Regions from separate parts of the Homo sapiens genome. Here all the other regions are linked to region 3. Evidence: chromatin loops called from intact Hi-C (ENCODE). Cell type or tissue: A673. All regions are shown on one strand.

The links. Peaks named below come from ENCODE experiments on the same cell type or tissue, not always from the same donor. Only the 100,000 strongest peaks of a DNase experiment are listed, where the experiment ranks them.
Region 1: it touches region 3 in a loop (3-fold over the local background); 8 of 110 quality-filtered maps call a loop at or near these places.
Region 2: it touches region 3 in a loop (4-fold over the local background); 12 of 110 quality-filtered maps call a loop at or near these places.

Annotation. Positions count from the first base shown.
Region 1 is chr1:38,504,559-38,512,558 of GRCh38, reverse strand. No RefSeq gene overlaps it. Among named protein-coding and RNA genes, the nearest start is that of LINC01685, 33 kb to the right of the region's middle. In A673, no CTCF peak of the experiment used is centred here; DNase peaks (open chromatin) are centred at 4,118 and 4,758; H3K4me3 peaks cover 704 bases; H3K27ac peaks cover 1,868 bases.
Region 2 is chr1:38,486,566-38,494,565 of GRCh38, reverse strand. The region is part of intron 2 of LOC105378657 (a long non-coding RNA gene); the gene reads left to right. Among named protein-coding and RNA genes, the nearest start is that of LINC01685, 15 kb to the right of the region's middle. RefSeq lists enhancers at 4,435-4,729, 4,176-4,950. In A673, a CTCF peak has its summit at 4,592; DNase peaks (open chromatin) are centred at 4,565 and 7,825; H3K27ac peaks cover 2,938 bases.
Region 3 is chr1:38,584,188-38,592,187 of GRCh38, reverse strand. No RefSeq gene overlaps it. Among named protein-coding and RNA genes, the nearest start is that of LINC01685, 110 kb to the right of the region's middle. In A673, a CTCF peak has its summit at 4,940; DNase peaks (open chromatin) are centred at 4,977, 6,067, 6,957, 7,567 and 1 weaker place; H3K27ac peaks cover 3,148 bases.

The sequences.
Region 1 (8,000 bases), 80 kb after region 3:
GCTCATGGAGGACACAGCCTCTGTCCTCAGAGATCTGTAGAAGGCTGTCTCTAAGACGCTGTAGTAAATCACATGAGTATTGTAACTGTCAAGATTTTAAACACCTAAAAATCAGCACTATCATTAGCAATCAGTAATCACTGTTATAGAAGAATAAATCTTGTAATCTCCAAATTACCTGTTTGCACCAATTAGAGTTCAACTGATGAAACATACCAATCAAAGGGGAATTTACTTGAGGCACCCAAGCTTATCTAGGTTTAAAAAAAAAAAAAAAAAGGAACCTGCTGAGCTCCCAAACTGTTGTTTCCTAGCTCAATATCAGTTAGGGTGGATTTTCTGGAAGCAGAGCTGATAAAACCCTGTGCAAGTACCCTCAGGCAGGAGGGAGTCCGTTATCCATTTGTTTGTTTACTTATTCATTTATTCCCTGCCTGCCTACATAAAGGATTTGAGGTAGGTCATGATAAAAACCCATATATAATAAGACCATTTAAAAAAACTCAAAAGAGGGGTGGGAAGTCTTGGGGTGGGAGTGGAACACGCGCGAATGTTTAACTTGCACACATCTTTGTCGAGTCCCTTTGCTGAACACGGTGCTGGGCTCTGTAGGAGCAAAAAGAAAAGCACATCTGTCTTCTTGCCTGTAAGGAACTTATAACCTAGGGTGAGACATGAGCACTGGATTTAGTTCTGAGCTTCTTGGAAGCCACTGCGCCAAGGAATCCCATGGGTTATCTCGTTCTCAGCATGCAATAAAAGAAAGCAAGTCTGTGGAAGGGTAGCTGTTTTCTCTTGTAAATATGAAAAGAAAAAAAAAGAAAAAAGAAAAGAGAGCTTGAAAAGACCCACTGGGAAAAAAATCTGTTTTTTTGTTTTGTTTTGTTTTTTCCACCAATTTCTCGGAGATGTTCTCCATGCAATCATTTCTTGGCTGGAGGGGGATGAAGGAGACAAAAATGTGGATTCACTGAGCCTTCCCTGGTTTGCTCCTGAACTTCTGAAAACCTGGATCTGGTGTTGGAGGCTGAGGCAAAGCCAGGAAGTAGGGGGCTGGTGGGAGGTGGGGAATGGGAGCTGGCGGCAACCTGGTGGGGAAACCAGTTCCTTGTGAGATTTGGCTCAGAAATTAGGAGTTGAAATGAGTGTTGAAATCATTGAAACTCCTTTTAGCAGCCCCCCTCAGCCCCGTGCCGCATGCTAGTCTCCCTGTAAGGTGCACGTTCTATATATTCTGTTACCAGGGTGGTCCTAGCACCCTGCAACCTTCCCCATCCCCGGATCTTGCTCACCTCACCATTTTCCCAGCCTCTACCTGGCTGGGCTGCTTGTCCTATGTGGCTCTGCTTTATTCATTATCTCCAGGGACTTGTGTTGTTGTCACACACAACACAATTAGGGCTCACTTTGTTTATTTGTTTTGTTTTGAGATTACTGTGTGTTCACTTTGATTTCTGCCTTTGAACATGATTAGGTTATTATAATGGCAGATCTGTTGACGCGGCACCTGAACCGGTCTCTGCACCTTGCCCTCTGCTGGCAGATGGCCTCCCAGATGACCCCTAAGGGTCCCAGCCTCCTGGTGGTTTGCATTCTGTGTAATCTCCTCCAGTACAGAATCAGAGGGATCTGTGTGATGGGTAGAATACCACCATGTTAGACACTGCACCAGGTGCTACAGATGCAGTGATGAACAAGACAGACATCGTCCTTGACCTCATGGAGCATATCATTTATAAGAGGAAGAGCATGGACTTTGGAGCCAGATAGAATGGGCTCAACCTTCATTCTCCACTTGGCTTCGTGGCTTTTGGAAAGTTATTTAATATCTCTGAGCCTCTGTTTCCTCGTCTTTACATCAAGCAAAATAAGAGCCACCTTAGAGAGCTTGATTGAGAAGAAATGTGACTGTGTATAAAGCGTTTAGCATAGTGTCCAGGTTTTGGTAGCTACTCCATAAATGTTAGTCCCCCCAGCTGTGCGAGGTGCTGAGAATATAGTGATGAATGGGAGGCCATCTCTGCCCTCAGGGGGCTTGGAATCCAGTGGAGGGGACAGATGTATACTCACTAAAGTTCAAGGAAGACTGTGACAAATGCTGTAATAGAGGTACAGTGGGCTGAGGGAACCAAAGGAGGGCACAGAAAAAAACTTCATAGAGACTGTGTGACATTTTAACAAGCCTTAGAGGGAAGGTGGAATTTTTGTCAATGGAGTAGGGGTGGGGGACATTGCAATCCCTGGGAAGTGATGAGGTATACAACCTCATGGTATTAAAAATGGTGAAAGAGCACTAGCTGAGTGCTCTGGGTCATATGGCTTCCCTTTTGTGGGCTGTGATCTCCTGATCCATAAAATACAGCTGTTGAACTAGACAGTAAATGATGTTCCTTCCAGTTCACATATTCCTCAAGAGCAGGGAGTATTGCTTTATTCATTACCAATTTCCAGCTCCTGACACATGGTAGGCACTCGATAAATATTTATTAAACGAGTAGGTATAATTATATGTGTAAGCAGCTTGCCCCAGATGAGAAAATCAAAGAAGTCTTTTTTCCATTGACTTGACATAAGCCATTTCCCTTGGGCACCTGCACAGTGACAATTAAGCAGACAGCTTTATGTCACTAGGTTTTGCCAAAGTCCTTCTACCATTCTGTGCCTTACATTTCCCATCTGAGCTTTGTTTCTTCCATATCTTTCTGGGTCTTGTTGTGAAATCCTGCTCAAACTTGAAAGCCACTGACCTTTCCCTGGAGCTCCCTTTAGCGTTCCGCACAATGTCATTAGTCCAGGGGAGGCAGATCCTGCCAGAAGAAGCTCCTCACGTTTTCCTTAGTTGAACTTCCATTTTACTTTTAGTGTCTCCATGAGTGGAATAACTTTGAAACTAGAGCTCAACACGAGCATTACCAATGCCGTTGAACTACTCTGTTGAAAGACAGGGCTGGCTAGTGGCGAAACTGCAGTGAGGAATCTTCAGCCTTAGAGATGCCCCCGTCCCTACCCCATTTTGTTCCACTCCATCCCCTCCTGGAGGCAGTGCTGAAGGCCCTCGTGCTATTTTCTTCTCTACTGGGCTCCCTCAGTATATCATCCCCTGGGCTTCATCCTACCCCAGGCCTTTCCAAACGACCCTTGCTCTTTCAAAGCTTATCCTGCGTTCCATTCTTCAGAGATCTGTTGTCTTCTCTGTTTGGGGGACAATTCAATAAACATTTGATACTCATCCTGTGCCTAGGTCAGGACTAAGCTTACAGGTGCAAAGATGAATGAAACAAGATCCGTGGCCCATGGTCTAAGATGAGAGTAACCAAGATGACAAACTAAACTATGCACAACTATTCATGGACAATCCCCTTTTAGGTAATAGATTTGCATTTTACCAGGAGCTTTTTGAAGACAGTGACTTACCTTCAAAGCATGCTTTTTGTATGAAAAAAAAAGTTCAAAAAAATTTTTTAACCTTAAAAGCAGTACAGCAGTACTTAATAATTGTAGAAAACCTGGAGAGTAAAGAAAAATATAAAGTAGGGACAATCTTTCCCATGATCTCACCACCCAGAGGCAAATCAGCATTGGCATATTTTTCTTGTCTTTTCCATGTGTTTGAGATTCCCATGTTTATATAATTTTGCATACCCCTTTTGTTACTGAGCAGTATACCCCAAACATTTTGCAATGTTATAAAACACATTGAAGAGTGATTCTAATAGTAGGAGTTTGTCAGCAAGTAGGAGTAATGAATTTATTGGCACAGAGACCTGGGTAGCCTCTCTAATAATACTCCCTTTTCTGCCTGCTCCTAAAACAAACCCTGGCTCCCTGCAAGTAGCTCCATAGCATATTTGTAATGTAGCTGATCTGCTTGGCCTTTCTCTGAAGAAACAGCATCCTGTGCTGTAAGGTGCAAGCGCTTGCAGTCCTCAGATTCTTTACTTCTTCCCTTCCCCCACCCCAATTTCCCTTGTCTCCAGCAAGCGATAATATCTTTCATCTGAGACTCCCTCCCTGCCTCCAGTGACTCCCTCCCCTGATGAATTCTCTCTGGGTGACTCTAGCATTTGCATATTCCTCGCTTGGATATTCTGAGATGTTGGAACCAGAGAGCAGGTTGACGCGATCAGGTACTTAGCTGAATGAGGCTTTCTTGGGAACTGCACAAATATTTGGAGTCGGGTGTGTGCCAATAGGCAATTAATTGAAATGTGGACACAGCAAGCTTCTGGAGGAAGGAAACTGAAGTTGAGAAATTAACTGTGGGAAGTGATCTTCCGCAAGATACAAAACAGTAATTAGGGAATTTCCTTTAGTGCAAACTGAAATTGATTTGGTATGGTAAAAGGACAAAACAAAAAACAGTGAATGAGTGTAGGATTAAGGTTAACTCCTATGATACTAGGGCTGGAAGGGGTTCTTGGAGAACACTGGTCTGACCCTCTTGGAAAGGGAAGAGAACCCAAGGTAAATGGCAAGTCACGGCAAATTCAGGACCAGAAGCAAGATGTCCTGACTCCAGCCCAGGGCACCTTCTACTTTTTACGCTGACTGTCTACCTGGAGACCTGGATTATCATATTAGGAGCTAAAGGGCAAGGACTGCGATTTAAGCATTTTCCTGTCACCAATGACTTTGTGAATACATTTAGTAAAACCTGTAACAAAATCAAGCTTCTCACTGAGTGTACTCTTAACTCGAGTGGAAGCGCATCTGGCCAACCTCCTACTTGGTGTCTGGCTGCCTGCTGAGCACTGGCGATGGAGCTGGTTAAAAATAGAGGCCCTGCTTCATGCTGTGTGATGTTGGCCTGATGCCAGGTGAGGGCCCCACTCCCTGTTTATCCTCTTTGGAAGGCATGCAGCCTCTAGGCCCATCTATGTTTCCCCATCTCCCAGGAGAATGGACCCATCTCCTTAATTGTTATTATTATTATTATTTTGAGACAGAGTTTCAGTCTTGTTGCCCAGGCTGGAGTGCAATGGTGCGATCTCGGCTCACTGCAACCTACACCTCCTGGGTTCAAGCAATTCTCCTGCCTCAGCCTCCCAAGTAGCTGGGATTACAGGCGTGTGCCACCACACCCGACTAATTTTTGTATTTTTAGTAGAGACAGGGTTTCGCCATGTTGGCCAGGCTGGTCTTGAACTCCTGACCTCAGGTGATCCGCCCACCTCGGCCGACCAAAGTGCTGGGATTACAGCCGTGAGCCATGGCTTTTTATAAATGATGAATAAGGAAAGAAGATCTCTGTGCCATTGCTTTAAGATTCAGATTGTCTTAAGATGATATGAAATCCCTTTTTATTGCTCAGATATGTAGGGCCAGAGTGATCATTTTTTAGGCTTCCCCTAGAACATGGCTTTCAAAGTGTCGTCCCTGAACCAGATGTATCAGCACCTCCTGGGAACTTGCTAGAAATGCAAATTCTCAGGTTCCACTTTAGCCCTCCTGAATCAAACTCTGGGAAACAGGGCCCAGCAATCTGTGTTTTAACCAGCCCTCCAGGGGAATCTGACGTACAGTGAAGTTTGAAAACCATTGCCCCAGAAAATTATGATGTGGAAGTCTGGGCTGCTGGATTCCAGCACCAGGAAAGTAATTTATTTTTGATTATTGGACCCTTAAGAATAAACTCTCTTCATTTCAGAATGCCCAGGTGAGCTGTTTCCATACATTGCTGAGTGTTAAACAGGAAAAAATTTCTAAGTAATTCTTCAAAATTTAACTGACCAGCACAGCGAGACACAATTCTGGTAACCTGACATATTTCCAGCAAGTGCAATATTTTCATATTTTAAAATTCCATGGAATGACTGAATAAGTTAATTGATTACCTAATCTGTTATTTTTAGAATCCCACTTCCTTACCTCGTGTGAAAGTTTATTCAAAATTCAAATGGGAACATTTTATTACCCCAAAGTGTTTTCCTATATACTTTAACATGTTACTAAGGAAACCAGTTGTAACATCGCAGTGATATTGTTGCTCTAGCAAATTAACAATTCACCAACATATATGCCATGCTATAATGATTTTTTCCCTCTCTCTCTGGAAAATTTCACGCTTATTGAATTTACACATTTATAACACAGGACATTGGAAGCAATGGGAATAAAGAGGTAAGGAGAAATTGTATCCCAGAGTGACAGAGGATATTTCCCAGGATGTGTTTTGTGCTGTTTGAGCATAGGCAGAGCGAGGTGATTTTTCATTCAGCATCAGGAGCTCCTCTGCGTAGGGAAGCTGAGTTAGAGAGAGCAGCTATCTCGCAAGGGCAATTTGGTGGTGGGGCTTGGGGGCTTCTAACTGGTGAGTGCTAGAGACGACTAAAACTGGGTGTGTGGTACAAAGTGTGTGCTAATCACACGTTTAGAGAATCAAACCACATCAAAGCGGTAGATCACGTGAGCCCCTGCGATGGCACCAGGAGATGGGGACACAGCCCAGTGGGAGGCCTCCTGCTTTTTCTTTCTGGAAGAGGGGGAGGAGACGTTATTAATGATGGGATGAATTAGAACAGATGGGTACTTTTGACACATTTTCCCTTGTTGTTATTTTCCAATTTCCCATCTTCCCACCACCTAGTCATGTGGCTTTCTCTTGGTTAGGAGTAAAGGCATGTGACTTTTTAAAGGGAAGCCTCAGGAAGGGAGGGTAGAAATGGAGACATTGGCTTAGAGCTCAGAGGGCATGCTTGACAGATGCAGAAAGTCCTCCTGAAGCCTTTGCTGGGTGCAGCAAGGAGGAGACCGCCATGCCCACTTGGCCTTTCTGATGCTGTGCTCAAAGATGAGCCATGTGACCCTTTCTCACTCGCTCCATCCTGTCCCCACTCCATCTGGGCAGCCATCACACCCTCCCTGATTACAGGTACCTTTCTGCAGCCTTGAGGAGATTTGCATTGTAAATGGTGTTTGTTAGGCCCCTGAAATAATATTAATCATGGTAAAACAATTACGTTGCATAATTTGTACATAAAAAAGAATGAACCTTTTGCTGAATTAATGTTTCCTCTACTACGTATCTTTCTTGTCCCCACAAATAATGAGACCCTGTCTGCCCTTCTGGGTGAGAAAGGCTTTGAAAAAATAAAACTATCTGCCTTCTTATGGCTTCCTGAAACATTGCACAGATGTCCAGGGCCGGGTAGCTTATGTAATTTCAGGTGGAATAGACAAGCACCCTGGTAAAATGGACATCTTGGCAACCCATAACAGAAATCTTAGGGAGCTGGGACCCAACCTCCACATGCACTATAGGGGATTGAATGGTCTCCCGACTCCCAAATGTATCCACATCCTATTCATCCTCCAGGTCCCAGCTTAGAAGTCAACCATTCCAAGAAACTTTTCTGGACCATCTGAGCTTGGTTGGGTGCCCCTCTTGGGGCTCTCATAGCATTTCTTTATTTCCCTTGGCAAAGCTTATCTGTTTGTATTAGAATTATGGTATCTCTATCTCCCACCCTGCTGCAGGTTGAGGGCAGGAACTGTGTCTGCTTAGTTCACCATTGTATCCCTGGCAACAAGCCCAAGGCCTGTATACAATAGGTGTTCAATAAAATATTTGTGAAATGAATGAGTTGAGAATGTCAGAGATGCCTTCCCGGATCATTAGGCTCAGAATTTATCATTGATTAGGATATTGAGGAATGTTATATTAAAGGGCATAACTATCTGACCAGTTGTCAATCTCAAAGGTTAAGGATGTTCTCAGAATATTCTAGATCATTTTATAAGTTACTACCCACAACATCATCTAAATCATTTGGAAACATTTTAGCATGAAGGAGATGGCATTATTTGATGTCTTCAGTTCCTTTCTCCTTTGTGACTGTATTTTTAGCATGACCACTTAGAGAAATGAATTGCAAAAGTCTAACACTGCATAAGGTAACAAATTCTATGTTGTTTCTAAATGAACTTCTGCAAATGTCAAAGGAAACCCCTAACTTGAATACCTAAATGGGCTGAATGTGGAAGCCCCCAAAGTGACAGTA
Region 2 (8,000 bases), 98 kb after region 3:
TTGCTCAGTAGGCCAGGAAGTGGCTTGGAGGCAGAAACTCCATGATTACACTCATGCTTGGGGGTGTGGCACACCTGTGGAGGGCAGGGGGAGTCAGACTGACCCTGGTTTGTGGAGATGATGATGAAGAATGTCTTCCCAAGATGTGGAGCATTTAGGCCAAGACATTCCAGGAACCCTGCCTTAGCCTATGAAACCTTGTGGCCCCAGAGCCCTGGTACAGCCCGATGGCCCAATGTGGCTGAGTGAGCCTCCAGGCTCTGCATAGATGTGGAGTCGAAATCCACACTCAACAAGCGGCAGCCAGGATGAGCACAGGGCCGCCTACGGTTCCTTCCTTGTGTGTTGTGCTGCTTCTACCTCCAGAATTAAAACATTGTGCAGAAATACAGGTTTATTGTTATCAATCCCACCTCAGGAAACTTGACAAATGCATTCACATGCACGTAATTAAGAGATAAAGTCAACTGAACAAAGCTTTGTCATTGAAATAATGGTTTCCCACTGTTAAGTTTTTGCCTCAGCGAAGTAAAGGTGTATTAGTCTGTTCTCTCATGGCTATAAAGAACTATGTGGCTGGGCATGGTGGCTCACGCCTGTAATCCCAGCACTTTGGGAAGCTGAGGTGGGTGGATCACTTGAGATCAGGAGTTCAAAAGCAGCCTGGCCAACATGGTGAAACCCCATCTCTTCTAAACATACAAAAAAAAAATTAGCCAGGTGTGGTGGCAGGCACCTGTAATCCCATCCACTTGGAAAGCTGAGGCAGGAGAATCGCTTGGACCCAGGAGGCGGACGTTGCAGTCAGCCTAGATTACGCCACTGCACTCCAGCCTGGGTGACAGAGCTAGACTCTGTCTCAAAAAAAAAAAAAAAAAAAAAAAAGAGAACTACCTGAGACTGGGTAACTTAGAAAGAAAAGAGGTTTAATTTAATTGACTCACAGTTCCACAGGCTGTACAAGAAGCATGGCTGGGGAAGCCTCAGGAAACTTACTGTGGAAAGCAAAGGGGAAGCAAACACGTCTTATGTGGTGGGAGCAGGAGGAAGAAAGAGAGCAAGGGGGAAGTGCTACACACTTTCAAACAACCAGATCTCGTGAGAATTCACTCACTATCATGAGAACAGCAAGGGGAAATCCGCCCCCATGATCCAGTCACCTCCCACCAGTTCCCTCCTCCATTATTGGGCACTACAATCCAACATGAGATTTGGGTGGGGACACAGAGCCAAACCATATCACAAGGTGTTTGCTCCCAAATCATAACTCCCTATGCCTTTGACAACTGTCTGTGACATCCTCCTTCATCCCCTTGCCCTCGTTACCTAGCCATGATAACAGCAGAGCCAATGTCTGGGGACCCTCAGTAGGAATGAAAATTCTCTTTGCTCAAGAGGACTGGATTGGGACCAGAACTCTGGGGTTCCCACATGAACTTTTCTGCTCCTGCTCTGTGGGGGTTGCCTTGGAAAAATACCCTTCCTTACTCTGCTTTTATTTCCCCCCTCTAACATGAAAAAAATATATAACATCTGACCCTAATTCCTTAGTTGAATGGAATGCATCTAATGGCATTCGGATAACTTAGGCTATTAGCAGGATATACCCATAATGTGGTCATTAGGTTTCACTTCTACTCCATACATGTTGTACTTCTGACTGCAAATACATGAACGAGCTCATAGAATAAGTGAGAGTTGATTTTAAGGGCATTAGAATTGGACATCAATTAAGACAACTAAAGAAGTTTGGGTCATGCATGCCCTATCATGCTTTTTTTCCCTTCTTATGTTCCAGTAAGGAGTTAAGTAAGCATATTATCTCTGGTGCAAAGGTCAGAAATAGCCCCTGTCTTAGCCAAGAGCACCTAAAGTGAGGATGGAGTTCCTTCTCTTTGTTAAGCAAGTGTGAACCTTTCACTAGAGAAGTGTAAACCATGCTCCCCTAGAGCAGGTGCACATTAGGGTCATGCACTGAGCAGGGTGGGCTGGTGGGCCGGCTGGAAGGATGCACGGGTAGGAGGCAGGATGCAGGAGGCCCTCAGCCCAGAGGTACTCTGTTAATCAGAAGGGTAGTGATGGCTCTGTTGCAGAGAACTCTAGCGAGGAAAGTTAGTGGCTTCTTGGATAGGATAGGTGGGAGGAATAGCATCAAGATTCCAAATTCATCTGTTCCAAATACTTTGTTTCTTAACTGTCCTTTTGTTTTACTGGGTAGAATTTTATTATTATCGGTCATGAGGGAAGATGAAAACCCCAGTTTCTGTTCTGATGTTTTTGTGGCTTTTAAAGTAGAACCTGACAACAGGCATGAGAAGGGAAGACACAGTGCTGGGAGCTGAGACCTGGGTTCTAGTTCCTGCTCTACTCGGACTCCCTGCATAAAGCCATTTGAACTAGTGCTTAACAAGGAGGGCGCATCTGATGGTTTCTAAAATACCTCCCAGTTCCACATTTGATTATCCTGATACTTAGTATTAGAGATGGTCATCTAGCAGAAATGTGTTATTGATCCCATGTTTGAAATATTCCTTTAGAATGGTATCAAAATGTAGTTTTCCTCAAGTTTACATTTCTCCTTAGATTTGTCAGGTATATGATTAATCACTGAGAAAGGACGTGTAATTCCTAAAAGCTGATTACTAGAAAAGAACTCATTCTTTTTTTTTTTTTTTTTTTTTTTTGTGATCCACCTGCCTCAGCCTCCCAAAGTGTTGGGATTACAGGTGTGAGCCACAACGCCCGGCCCCTTACAGGATTTCAACACCACCCAGATGTTTGTCTTTTACACTCTCACTACCAGTCCCTTTCTTAAGAGCAATGCCCCAGGAACCACACAAGATCACCAGGATACAATAGCCCACTGCCACCAAATTTCTCTTTTTTTCTCTCCTTTGAGACAGGGTCTCTGTCATCTAGGCTGGAGCGCAGTGGTGCAATCACAGCTCACTGCAGCCTCAACCTCCTGCGCCCAAGCCATCCTCCCAGCTCAGCCTCCCAAGTAGCTAGGACTACAGGTATGTGCCACCATGCCCAGCTAATTTTTTGTATTTTTTGTAGAGACGAGGTTTTGCCTTGTTGCACAGGTTAAACTCCAGGGCTCAAGGGATCTGCCTGCCTCAGCCTCCCAAAGTGTTAGGATTACAGGCGTGAACCTCTCCGCCCAGCCCCAAATCTCTTTTCAATGAGCACTTTGAGGCCTCAAGCTCCCAGGTGAGAACAAATCTTTTTGACTCTTTTGTTTTTGTTTTTAAGACAAAGGGTCTCACTCTGTCATCCTGGCTGGAGTACCGTGGTGTGATCTTGGTTCACTGCAGCCCTGAATTCCTAGGCTCAAGCTATCCTCCCACCTCAGCCTCCCTAAATAGCTGGGACTACAGGTGGGCGCCACTTCTCCTGCTTACCTTTGACTCCTAAAACCAACAGGATAAAGGCAAGGAGTGGTGGCTCATGCCTGTAATCCCAGCACTTTGGGAGACTGAGGCGGATGGATCACTGGAGGTCAGGAGTTCGAGGCCAGTCTGGCCAACACAGTGAAACCTCATCTCTGGAACTCGTTCTTTACGGAGAAAGAAGTATTGGATATTTCTCTTTAATTTCTTAATTCTCCCTCACTTTTTCTTAATTTGAGGGGAAGAGGGAAAATGAAAATTAGTGACTCAGGTTGGAACTAATTTGTATATTGCAAAGCTTAATTTATTAACATTAATTTTGGAGAGCAGAGATTGTTAGTGTTGTGCTTTTGAACACTAAGCTTCACTGGATTAGTACTTAGAATAATTGTATTTAGAAAAAGGCATTTTGGGGGAGATTCCGCGTCTGTCAAATATTAGCATAACTGAGATTTATTCTTTAGGTTTTTATTTTGTGGCAGAAATGATGGGATAATAAGGTCATAAGTAGGTTTGGGGTTTTCAGGGCTTAAAGAATTATTTATGTACTCTTAAGGTAGCTGCTTCTATATACCAGAAAGAGATATGTCCTCTGGAGGGAGAAGAAATACACAAAGAAATATCTCAACTGAAACTGAGGGGTAAAGTTGAAGAGAATCAGAATGTTCTATATAGTAAAATGGGGTGTGAGGATGCCCTTAAGAGGTAAAAAGAAGAGAGGGAGATACAGAGGAAGGGGGAGAAAGGAGCGAGGAACAACAGAGCTACACAGCAGCCTATTAAGAAAACGATTTCTAGTAACTAATTATAATGTGTTAGCTTTGCCGGAATGTAAATCTATTTCCATTACCCCAAAACCTTTCATAAAGTCTCCCGTGCACATACCGGCTTTCAGTAAGTGGGATTTGGCGGGGGGAGGGCAGGGGTGGGGGCTGCCATTACTGTTTGTGGGGAAACCTCTTTCTCTCTGGTTTAGTTTCCAGGTGGTAGGGTGGCAAGCTGCACTCTTGCCCTGAATTGGCCTCTAGTCACTCTGATCTCCCTTTCCGGTCCCCCACCCCCCAGCTTGGGAGAGGTAGCAGGTTTGTAGCTTAAACTCCTCCCCCTTCTTTTTGGAAGCTGTCTCAGCAGAGAACCTGTGCCTGGGTAGCCCTGGCAGTGAAGGCAAGGGCAGCAGCTTTCTAGCGCCCCTTGTGGCTGGATGGTGGTCTGCCCAATCCTGGTGGTCAACATCAGGAGGCCCATTGTCTGCGCATGCTCTCCAGAGCCAATCTTATTGGTAACAAAGCAAGCATTTCCGCTTCCATCTGCCTGACTCCGCATCTCTTTCAAAGCGTCTGAAACTTAGGCAGGAAGAAGAGGGGTGGCTTTGTTCCTTAACTCCAAGCACAACGGCCCATGCATCAGACGACAGTAAATGTTTGCGGAATTGAAGATTGAACCAGTGAATCGTTGAATCATGGGGATCAGTCAAAGAATAAAATGGCACAGAGACATGAATTCACAAAGTGGAGGTTAATATTCAGTTAAATTATATGAAATTGCTAGTTGTGCAGATCAAAAACAGTCAAATATTGGCAAGTTCACGTAGTTTAACCTAATAGTCCTCTAGTCTCAAGGGGGGCAGTGAGGTCCTTTCTGAGCACCCTGGGGCTTCATTCTAGAATAACCAGCTTCCAGCTGGCAACTGACTGGAGACGTTCAGGTTCCTGTCTGGAGTGCTTCCACCTGAGTTCAGGATCCCTGCATGGAGAGTGTCATTGTGTTTCCTTCCATCTGAACCAGTCTTAACCTGCTGTCCATGCCACTTCACCCGAAACCAAGATAGCCTTTACCCTGGCCCCAAACTCTCTTTGCTTGTGACTTGGGGAGCAGCTGTGACCCAGCAAGAATACCCTTGAAGCCTCCCATGGAATAGCCTGGTAATTCCCAGATCAAGTGACCAGTTCATTTCACCACCCCTACCCCAGCACCTAGTATTCATCCTGTTAAGGTGATGTGTAGGTTATGAAGCACTTTGGCATCAATCATCATAACAATCCCATGGGAGAGGTATTATTATCTCCATTACACCGATGAGCACCAGAGGTCACACCTGCTGATGGCTCTGGAGCACTGTGCTATGTGACTTAAACAAAATATTTCATTTAATTCTCATAGTCTGTTATGGGCAAAATTATGTTCCCCTGCCCCTGGAAATTCATATGTTAAAACTCTAACCCCCAGCACCCCGGAATGTGGCTGTATTTGGAGATGGGAGCCCTTAAGGAGGTGACTGAGTTAAGATGAGGCCTTTAGGGTGGGTCCTAATCCAATCCAACTGGTGTGTTTATAAGAGGAAATTTGCAGACACACAGGCACCGAGGATGTGCATGCATAGGAAAGCCCCCATGAGGACATGGTGAGAACATGGTCATCTGTGAGCCAAGGAGAGGGTCCCTGGAAGGAACCAACCCTGCTGACACCTTGGTTTTGGTCTTCCAGCCTCCAGAACTATGAGACAATTCCTGTTGTCGAAGATGCCCAGGTTGTGGTATTTGTTATGGCAACCCTGGCACACTAATACACACCCTTCATGACAGAGTACTACTATTATCCCCATTCTGCAAATGAGGAAACAGAGGCTCAGAGTGGTTAGGGATCTTCTCCAAGGTGGCACAGCTAGGAAGTGATGGAGCTGGAATTCTAACCTAAGATCATGTCTCTGGAGCCCACTGGCTACAACTTTTCCCTTGTTTATGTGAAGGGAATTGCTCAAGGTCACACGAATAGAATAGTGAAGCCGAAACCTGAGGCCACATGATGACATCATCACTTGCTCCCCAACAGTATTTTATCAATCAGTGTTGCCATAAAACACAAATTCATTTCTAGCTAACAGTTCCCTAATTCTTAGGCTTGAGAGGATAATAAAGATCTGTGCGCAATAAATAGAAAACATTACATAGTCTTAGTATTCAAGTAGCAGAATGAAACGCCATATGGAATTCCATAGGTGACTTTTTGTGCTGTAAAGTTACCAATAAATGTAAAGATAGCTTAAGATTATGATTATGATAAGGGCGAGTCAGGGGAAAGGCGCCTGAACTCGAAGCCCGGATTTTGGTTTCAGCTTTACCACTTAATGCCTTGGGCAAGTCATTTGACTTCTTTGCACTTGACCTTGAGCAAGTTATTTGACTTCTCTGCACTTCACTTTCCTCCCCCGCAAAGCAGGGTCAATAATTCCTGTGTGGGATCCCTCCTAGTGCCTCTTGAGTAGCAAACAGGGTAAGAAATAGAAATAATCTGTGTGAACTGTCAAATACTGAACGAACCTATGCATTATCTTTGAGAACACTAACAAGAGCCACAGATTTACATTATGTTCTGTTGAGGGCCTTCCCCAGGCTGTGCGGAAGGAGCCTCTAGAAAGGATCTGGCAAAATGGGAACCATGTGAACGGTGCCAGAGCACCAAACTCCACATGGGGTGCTTGGAAACCTCCTGCAACCTCTCAGCACGCAAACTGTTGCAGTTCCCAAACCAATAAAGATCTCACTGCCTCGGAAGGAGAGCGAGGTGTGATTTCACATTCTCCACACGGCTGCTGACTGCACACACCACGCAGCCCGCGATGGAGTAGGCGCGCGCATGTGTCTGTGTGTGTGTGAGTGTGTGTTTGTACTTGGAGAGGGTGTCTGTGAAATCTAAAGGGCCAATATCGCACTCGCTGCAGCACTCAACAGCCAGCACCGTCTGGGGAGCTCCATCCTGTATTGACGCAACTGTAAGTTGTAACAGATAGCATTCTGGAATTCATGTGTGAATTTGTTTAGGGTGGATTTATGGGGGAGTTTGCTGGCTTTCCCAAGCTTTCAGGAAAAGTAGCCAACTGTAAGCTTACTAGAATCGCCATTCACTTTAGTTCTGCTAGGGGACTCTCTTCTGTCCAGGAGGTAGGAGAACCATGGTTACCAGGGGCAGGGAGGTGAGGAGATGGGGAGAGATTGGTCAAAAGGTACAAAGTTGTAGTTATGTAGGATGAATGTCTAAAGAGCTGATGCACAGCATGATGACTGTACTTAATAATACTGTGCTGGATACTGGAAATTCAATGACAGTAGATTTCAGGTGCTCTCACCACCCACACGCGTGCAAGTGTGCACGCACACGCAGTAACTATGTGAGGAGATGGATATGTTAATTTGCTTAACTGCAGTAATCATTCCACTATGTGTATGTATATCAAACATCTCATTGTACACCTTAACTGTATACATTTTTTATTAAAAAATAACAGAACAGTAACATGTGAGGTTGTGGCTGTTATTATCATTAGTTGTAGTAATAGCAGAATTGTGAGTGGGATTTTGGCAACTTTACTCTGTAAAGGTTTTACAGCTAAGGTTGATTTAAGAATCCAAGATTTAGCAACAAGATGACCTCTCCTTCCTCCCTTCCTTCCTTCCTTCCTTCCTTCTTTCCTTCCTTCTTTCCTCCCTCCCTCCCTCCCTTCCTTCTTCCCTTCCTCCTGCCTGCCTGCCTGCCTTCTTCCCTTCTTTCTATATCTCCACCCATTCTCCCTCTTTTCTTCTGAAAAAAAACACATTGATTTTACCTTTCTTC
Region 3 (8,000 bases):
TCCAAAAGGCACCAGGCCAAATGGTTTTACAAATAATTTTTTTCTGCATTAAAGAACAAATAATTCCAATATTCCAATATTAATGATTCAGCTCTAGAACATTGAAAAGAAGAGAAAAAATCCAAATTATTTTAATACATTAAGCAATACATCAGAGACAAATCCCAGTGAAGACTGAACCCAAAAGGAAATGCCAGACTCATTTCACTTATGAATATTAATTTTAAAATCCAAAATAAGGCATTAGCAACAAAATTAATAGCACTTAAAAGTATAATAAATCATACTTAAGTGGAATTTATTCTAGGAATGCAAGGATGGTTTAACATTAAGAAACCAATTTAAATTATTTGTTATATTAAAATGATTGATCTATGAAAAGGAACCATTGGTTTTTTATTTTTAAAAAACTCAATAAAATAGGAATAGATGGATATTTCCTTAAGATGAAAAAATCTTTCTCAACTAAAAAATCAGCATCATAAATAATGGGGAAATGCTGGAAGATTTCCTGCTAAAGTCAGGAACAAGAGAAGAATTCCCACTTTCAAAACTATTATTTAATATTGTACTAGAGGAAGAAACCAATGAAATTAAATAAGAGGAAGAAATGAGAAGTATAAAAATTATAAAGGAAGAAATAAAGTTATAATTCTCAGATGATATAATTGTATATCTGAAAAACCTTGGAAGATATACTTTGGAACTACTGTCAAAAATAGGAAAATTCAGAAAGGTAGCAGGGTACAAGATGAACATAAATAAATCATTAACTTTCATATATATATATAAACAACCAGTTGTTTATATGAATGTAATGGAGGATATAATGGAAGAAATGAACTTGTATCCTCCATTATATCCTTTAATTTTGTAGATAAGTTTGTTTCTTCCATTACATCCTTCATTATATTCATACAAACGACCAGTTGTTTATATATATATGAATATAACGGGATATAATGGAAGAAATAAACTTAGCTACAAAATTAACAAAAAGATAAAACACCTAGGAATAAATTTAACAAGAAATGTCCAAGGCATATATGAAAAACAAAGCAAAACTTAACAAAAAACCTACCTTTAACTGCTTGGAAGGCTACTAAAACAATCTTGAACAAATGGCAGTCTGCTATATTCTTGAATTAGAAAATTTGACCCCATAACTATTTCATTTTCCCCCAAGTTAATTTTTTTCTAAGTTAATTTTTTTCTTTTCTTGTTTTTGTTTTTGTTTTTTCTTCTTGTGGAAAACAGGGTCTTGCTATGTTGCCCAGGCTGGTCTCAAACTCCTGGGCTTAAGTGATCCTCCCACCTCTACCTCCCTAAGTGCTGGGATTACAGGCATGATCCACTGCACCTGGCCTAAGTTAATTTTTAAGCTTAATGTTATCCTCATAAAAAAACCAATAGCTCTTTTTGTGGGGGCGAGAAGGAGAATGGGGAACTGGGCAAGGAAATTGTAAAATTCATGTAGAAAACATAAACAAGAACAAGCATCATCCTTTTTACTTCTTTTCAATTTGCTTCCTTTTACTCAAAATTGTGTTTTTTAAAGAAATTTATCCATGTTGATACATATAGCTATATATCATGCATTCTAAATGTTGTATGCGGATACTGTAATGTAGTAGTTCTCCTGTTAGTGGATATTCAGATTGTCTCATGGATTGTGGAATGTCTTTTATATTTCCGATCATTCTGGGTGTGTATGTGGGGGCGGGGGGCAGCCTGGGGCTCCTCCACCACCTAGGGAATATAAATTCAGACCTACACGGAAGAGTCACCTAGGATTCTGATTTCTTGCAGATGACTTACAATTTATTTCCATCCATGGGCCTAGAAATCTGTCTGATGCTTCCTTGAACTGATGGAAATAGTTTTCCTTGACCCTTGATGCTCTTACCTTGTGCAGGCAGAAGGCCACAGTGCAGCCCCTGGGATTATTAAAATCCCAGCCCCCCCAAGTCACTAGGTCCAAGACACCTGGGACCACTGTACTCTCTGTTTCTGCTTATAGCTTTGGCTTTGGGGTCTCTACCAGAGGCCTGGGGATCCCAGTTCTTTCTTTTAATCTCAACTATGTGTTTGCAATCTTCATATCTATGTGGCTGTGGGAGGTGGGAGGCCCTTTTGTATCAGCTCCGTTCACTGTGTTGCCAGAAGTCCAGGATTTGCCCTGGGTCCCCAGAACATTCTATTTTGTCCAATTGCTCCAGCCAGTAAGGTCTTCTCATGTCCTGATTCTAGCTCCTGGCCTCCTTGCTGCCCCTCCTGGCCTCCTGCTCTGTCTGCCCTGGATGTCTTTACTCAGGCCGCAGAGAGATGGATTCTGTGAATGTGCTATACACAGCACCTGGCACAGATGCTGCCCCCCATGAAAGTGTATGCTGGTTTAGGACATTAAAAACAGACATTGAGGGCAGTCTTTAAACTCTTCTCCAGGTTGACACTAACCCATTAATCAGTATAGATAGTTGACGATTTTCACACCCATGGGTGCCAGTCCCAATTAGTCCATCTGTGTAGTGCCCGCCCTGGGCAGCTAGAACCTCTATGCTGGGGGAGTGGAGGGTGTAGGGAGAGAGGAGAAAACCTGAACAAGGCCAGTCCAAGGCTGAGAAATACACTCCCTTGTGGGTTTGATCCTCAGGAGTCATTGTCCACAGGCCAGAGGGGAAGCAGGTTGGATGTGAGCAGCAGAGTCTTCTGAATGCTCTGATTTGGAGTTTGGCCCCTGGCCAGAGAGGTCCCCTGGCTGGGTTCCTTCCTACTGTAAAAGATTTTTCAGAACAAGATTCAGGGTGATGTAAATGAAGCCAAAGCTGTGGAGGTGAGAGGAGTAACCAGGCAGATGCCCAGGACAGTGCTCCACTCCCAGGGCCCTGGGGGAGTCTGCAGCTTACTGAACCCCTGGAGGCTTGGCCCAGAGCCCTGAACACAGGCCAGGACTGAGCTCAGAGTGACACAACAGCTTGCATGTTCTACCCACCGGTGGGAGGGGTGGGTGGGGCTCCTGATTCCCAGCCAGGTCCCAGGGCCTCTCAGTGGGTGGGATTGGGGCACAATGTGTGAGTAATGGGGGTGGTTCTCTGCCCAAGGCCAGAGCAAGACAGGCCCAAGAAATCATAGGTTCAAACCTGCCTGTGATCCAAGGCCCTTCTATGGAAGCTACCATCCTGTAATCCCAGGCCTTCTCTCTGAGGCCAGTGAAACCTCAAAGAGGTCTAGGCAAATGAAGGAAGAAGTATCTTGAACATAGAAATCACTATTGTTTCAGTCATTCTATGCCCACGACCTAGCCCATGTTCCTTTACAAATTCTGATGGGGCCTGATGTCAGTGGCCCAGGTGCAGAGAATGACCCTGCCTGGGGTATGTTGTGGGAGCTTGAAACTTCCCAGGGTGGGTGGTGGGGTTGAGAGGTTGTGGACCTGCTATGGTGAGGCATTACCACAGCATCTCTGGACAAACTGAGCCATGCAGTGGGACCAGGTCTCCCCTCTGTCCGGGGTTAGCCTTCCTTCACGGGTCATAGACAGGCGGCAGCATCTTGCCAGTCTCCGCATACATTCTCTGTGCACCCCAATTAGCAATGGGCAGAGAGAGATAGGCCATCACTCAACCAACACAGGCCTTTTGCTGGTACTTACCATGACATAAAAACTGGGACGCAGGAGGATGACCTCTGACACGCCTCAGCTGGCAGTCTCCGAGGCAGAAGAACCCACTGGACTTTGGCGATCCCAGAACTTGAGGACTGTACAGAGAAATTGATAGGGAAACCTCAAGCAACGAGAAACGTGTTTTCTCTTCATCAATGGGCTGTGAAAAAAGGAATCCCTGGAAGAGAGTTACAGGACTTTTTGAGAGAGCACTTTAGAAAGATTCTCTATAAACAAATGTTTTAGGGGAAAATATTAATTCATTTTAGAAGAGAATGTTAATTCATGGCATTATTCCCAAGTCCAAGAGTCCATATGTAATTCCATCTATGGTTGCACATAAGACATTTGGGAAGATGAGAATGTGCGTGCATTACAGGACACCAAACAAACCAACAGTGATGGAGACAGCATGCCCTGAGTTTGGAATGCCTTAGAGAGCTTGGCAGAAATGCAGGGATGTTCAGGGTTGTTTAGGAGTGGGATTACCAGACACTCCTGACAGAAAAGGATAAAGAGAAAGCATCCTTCATATGTCTGGCAGGACTTAGCAGATGGAGAGGACACATCTGGATTTCTGGGCCTGGCCAGTTGCCAGTGGCTGTTGGGGAGGAACCAATGGGAAGTCCAATGTATTTGCAAAATGTCACTCACTTATAAGGACTCAGTGAAGCAGGAGCTTCTGTAAAGTGCAGGACAATTTTGAGGAGATGGAGTTGAAATCATCGTTCACTGGGCAGTGTTCATTCTTTGGTGCTATGTAGAATACAGCTTTATTTATTTATTTATTTATTTTTTGAGACAGGGTCTCTCTCTGTCACCTAGGCTGGAGTGCAGTGGTGCAATCACCGGTCACTGTAACTTCTACCTCCTGGGCTCAAGCCATCCTCCCACCTCAGTCTCCCGAGTAGCTGGGACTACAGGAGTGCACCATTACGCCTGGCTAATTTATTTATTTTTGTAGAAACGGGGCTCCACTATGTTGCCCAGGCTGGTCTCAAACTTCTGGGCTCAAGTGATCCCCTCACCTTGTCCTCCTAAGGTGTTGGGATTACAGGCATGAGCCACGGTACCTGGCCCATAGAGTACAACTTTCTGACAAGGAGGGAGCAGAGATCTAAAAAGGATGTCATCTTTACTGGAAGATTCAGCCTCAGAGGACTAAAGACATTGAGGGGATTTGGGGGATGCTTTAAGCAGTTTGTCAAACGTTATCCTAACAAGGAGCAAACTTCCCACAGATTTGATCTGTGTCTTGCTGCAGTAGGGGCTCCTGACAGCAAGGGGGCAGCCAAGAGCAGCCCTGGGGTGGAGAGGGAGGCTAGAAATCACTGGCCCACGGACCCAGCCAGGGAACCAGGCAGAAGCCTGCAGGCAGGCATTCGGGACCGAGGAAGTCAGCACCCCAAATGACTCTGAGAGCTCCAAGACTGCCTTCCCTCTACACACTGCTGCCATCTTGGAAGGACTAGAGACCGTGCTAAGCCAGGAGGATCCTGGGAAAGGAAACCTGTGTTTTGGTTGTGGCCCAGCACATAACAAGGAGGAACCAACTGTGGTTCCTGGAATCTCATGGGTCCCCCATTCCCAGTGTAGGGGAAGCTGTCCAATTCCCAAGGTTGGCAGTTTCCATCGGGCCCCTGTTCTCTCCTTTTGTGGATGATCTATCTAGCACAGTGTTTCTCAGCCAGGGATAATTCCCTGCCCCGCCCCCATCGACACTCCCACCTCCCCGTAACCCACCCACCCACCCCGTGCTCCACTGTGCCCCATCCCCAGGGGATGTTTGGCATTGCCGGGAGATTTTTGGTTGTTACAACTTGCGGGAAGGGTGCTCCTAGCATCTAGGAGATGGAGGCCAGGGATGATGGTAGGCACGCACAGGATGGCCTCACAACAAAAAATTATCCATCTCAAAATGCCAACAGTGCTGAGGCTGAGAAACTCTGACCCAGAATTATCTTGCTGAGTTTGTTTTCAAAGGCAAGTGCCAGGCTTCAGGCTAATTTTGCCCTCAGTCTAGCCAACACCACCGTCCCCGAGGCAAGATGTCCTGGGTACTTTCTTAGAATTGGTGAGGAAAAATTACAGAGAATAAAATACGCATCATTTCTCTGACTCTCTTACATCAGGGAAAACAAAATGTAAATTAAATTTTCAATCCATTATTCTGCCACACCTTCAACCTGCCAAGCTTTGAGGTTCCTAAGGACTTCCAAGTCAATGATTTCGGTTTTTAGTTTAGTTTTTTTTTTTTTTTTTCTACTTTCAGCTTCATGCATCGGTGTGGGGATGGAAGCTGAAAGCGTGGGAGTGGATGAGATCACTCACAGAGCATTTTCTGCAGAGTGGGAATTGCAGAGGAACAAGGACAAAACCCCAAGGACTGTAGACACTTAATAAGGGGCCAAGGGGAGGAGGAGGGACAAAGAAATTCCTGAGGAAGGAGGGGAAGGAGCAAAGTGAGAAGGGGGAGGAGAATTTTATTCAAGCATATTGCACATTTTTAAAGCGCTTACTATGTGTCAGGCACTGTGCTAGAATCCAGAGATACTGGTGTGTGGGGATTTAGGGAGTTCCAAGGAAACGAGGGATCCATTCATTTATTGGTTCATTGGTTCATCCGTCTGTTCATACAACAGCTATTTATTGAGTGCCTACTATGTGCCAGGCACTATTCTGGATTCTGAGGCAGATATGTCAGTGGTGATCAAAACAAAAGTCCCCCCCTCAGGCAGCTTGCGCTCTGGTGAGGAGGATACAGAAGAACAAGGTGAAGAAACGTTGCTAAGAAGTGAATGGGAATGAGGGCTGAAAGGGGACTTCCATGGGGGACCACAGAGAGCAGTTCTGGTTGACTGATGGCTGAAGACACTGACTGCCAATGGCCCAGTGAGGGAAGAACAGGGGAAGGCCTGGCACATAGTAGGCTCACCACATGTTGGACAAACAAGCCAGTTCCTGGGTCACTGCCTAGAAACAGCCTCGGTCTCATTCCCTAGTGATTTATTATTGCAACTGCTGCCATTGCCTTTGAGCTTCTTCTGAAAAGTTTTGTGTAAAGTAGGAAATAGAAAGTGCCAGGGTAGTCCTAGATTTAGAAAAGGGAAAGGAGGTATTTATTATTCCTTTAGTATAAGACAAGGCACAGTACCAGGAAAGGAATAATCAAAGTTGACAGCTCAGAGGAGATGACAGGAAATGGTTTGGAGGAGTCTCCTTTGGTCACGAATGCTAAGAGAATTTGTGCCAAACCAGGGAGTTAGCTGTGAGAGATTTTGCCTCAAAAACATGTCTAATTTCATTTTTAAAACCCTTCTAGTAGAGGTGAAGCAGGCTTGTATCTGTGGATTATACCACCCCAGGAGGGCTTCACAACAGACATGAAAATAAATTAGTTATGACAGTCACTTCCTGAAGTCGGCAATGCTAGTTCTCACTTGAGATCCAGTGGCCATCAGTGCAGCAGTTAAAGAAGTTCAGAAGAGCCTTTGAGTGGGTGTATTTTAGAGCGGGTGTATTTTAGAGCCTGGATTCAGAGACCGTGGAAGAAAGTCCACAGTGGTGCTAAGACCTCCAAGCATGACGAGAGCAAGAGTTGTTCCTTGTGGGCTTGTTTGAAGTAAAAGGATCTGGATACCCACTTCTGGTGAGACTTGACGTTCACACAAGTCTGGGGCCAGGAGGCCTATGTGTTGGACCTGTGTCCGCCCTGTGTGACCGTGGGCTGAGCACTTGCCCCTCTGAGCTTCTGCACAAGCAGGGCATTGGATCCGTGATCTGTGAGCCCTGGAAGTGACCTGCTCTTGTTTTGTCCTGTCCTCATTTGTCTGCTAATAGCATCTCCATTTCCCTTGGGCAGCCCCATCTCCCATCCTGTGCGGTGCTTGTAAGCCTGTCAATCAAGTTCTCCTCACCTCTCCTGGCTAAGGGGAGTCACATGATCCAAGCTCTGCCAATCAGACTCTCCCTTGGGAAGGAATCTGAATCTTGAACAGAGAGACAGCAGGTCAAATGCCAGTGGGAACCATTGGCACCTCGGGCCTGGGTCTCTGCAGCTGCTCTGCTCTCCATCTTTTTTGAAGTTTTTCCTTCAATCTTGTGAATGACCTCATTCCTCCTATTGAGAATTCCCTCTTTGCCTACGTTAGTAAACATTACTCCTGTTGCTTACAACCAACGAATTCTAATGTTATGTAGCCCTTTTAGCTTTGAAATTTGGGGGAAATAATTGTGCCTCACAGCTTTCCTGTAGAGATTAAATGAAATAATGTACATGATGGTGCCCAGCAGGGCAGGTACTGTCAGGGTGAGTTCCCGCCTCTTCCTTGCCTCT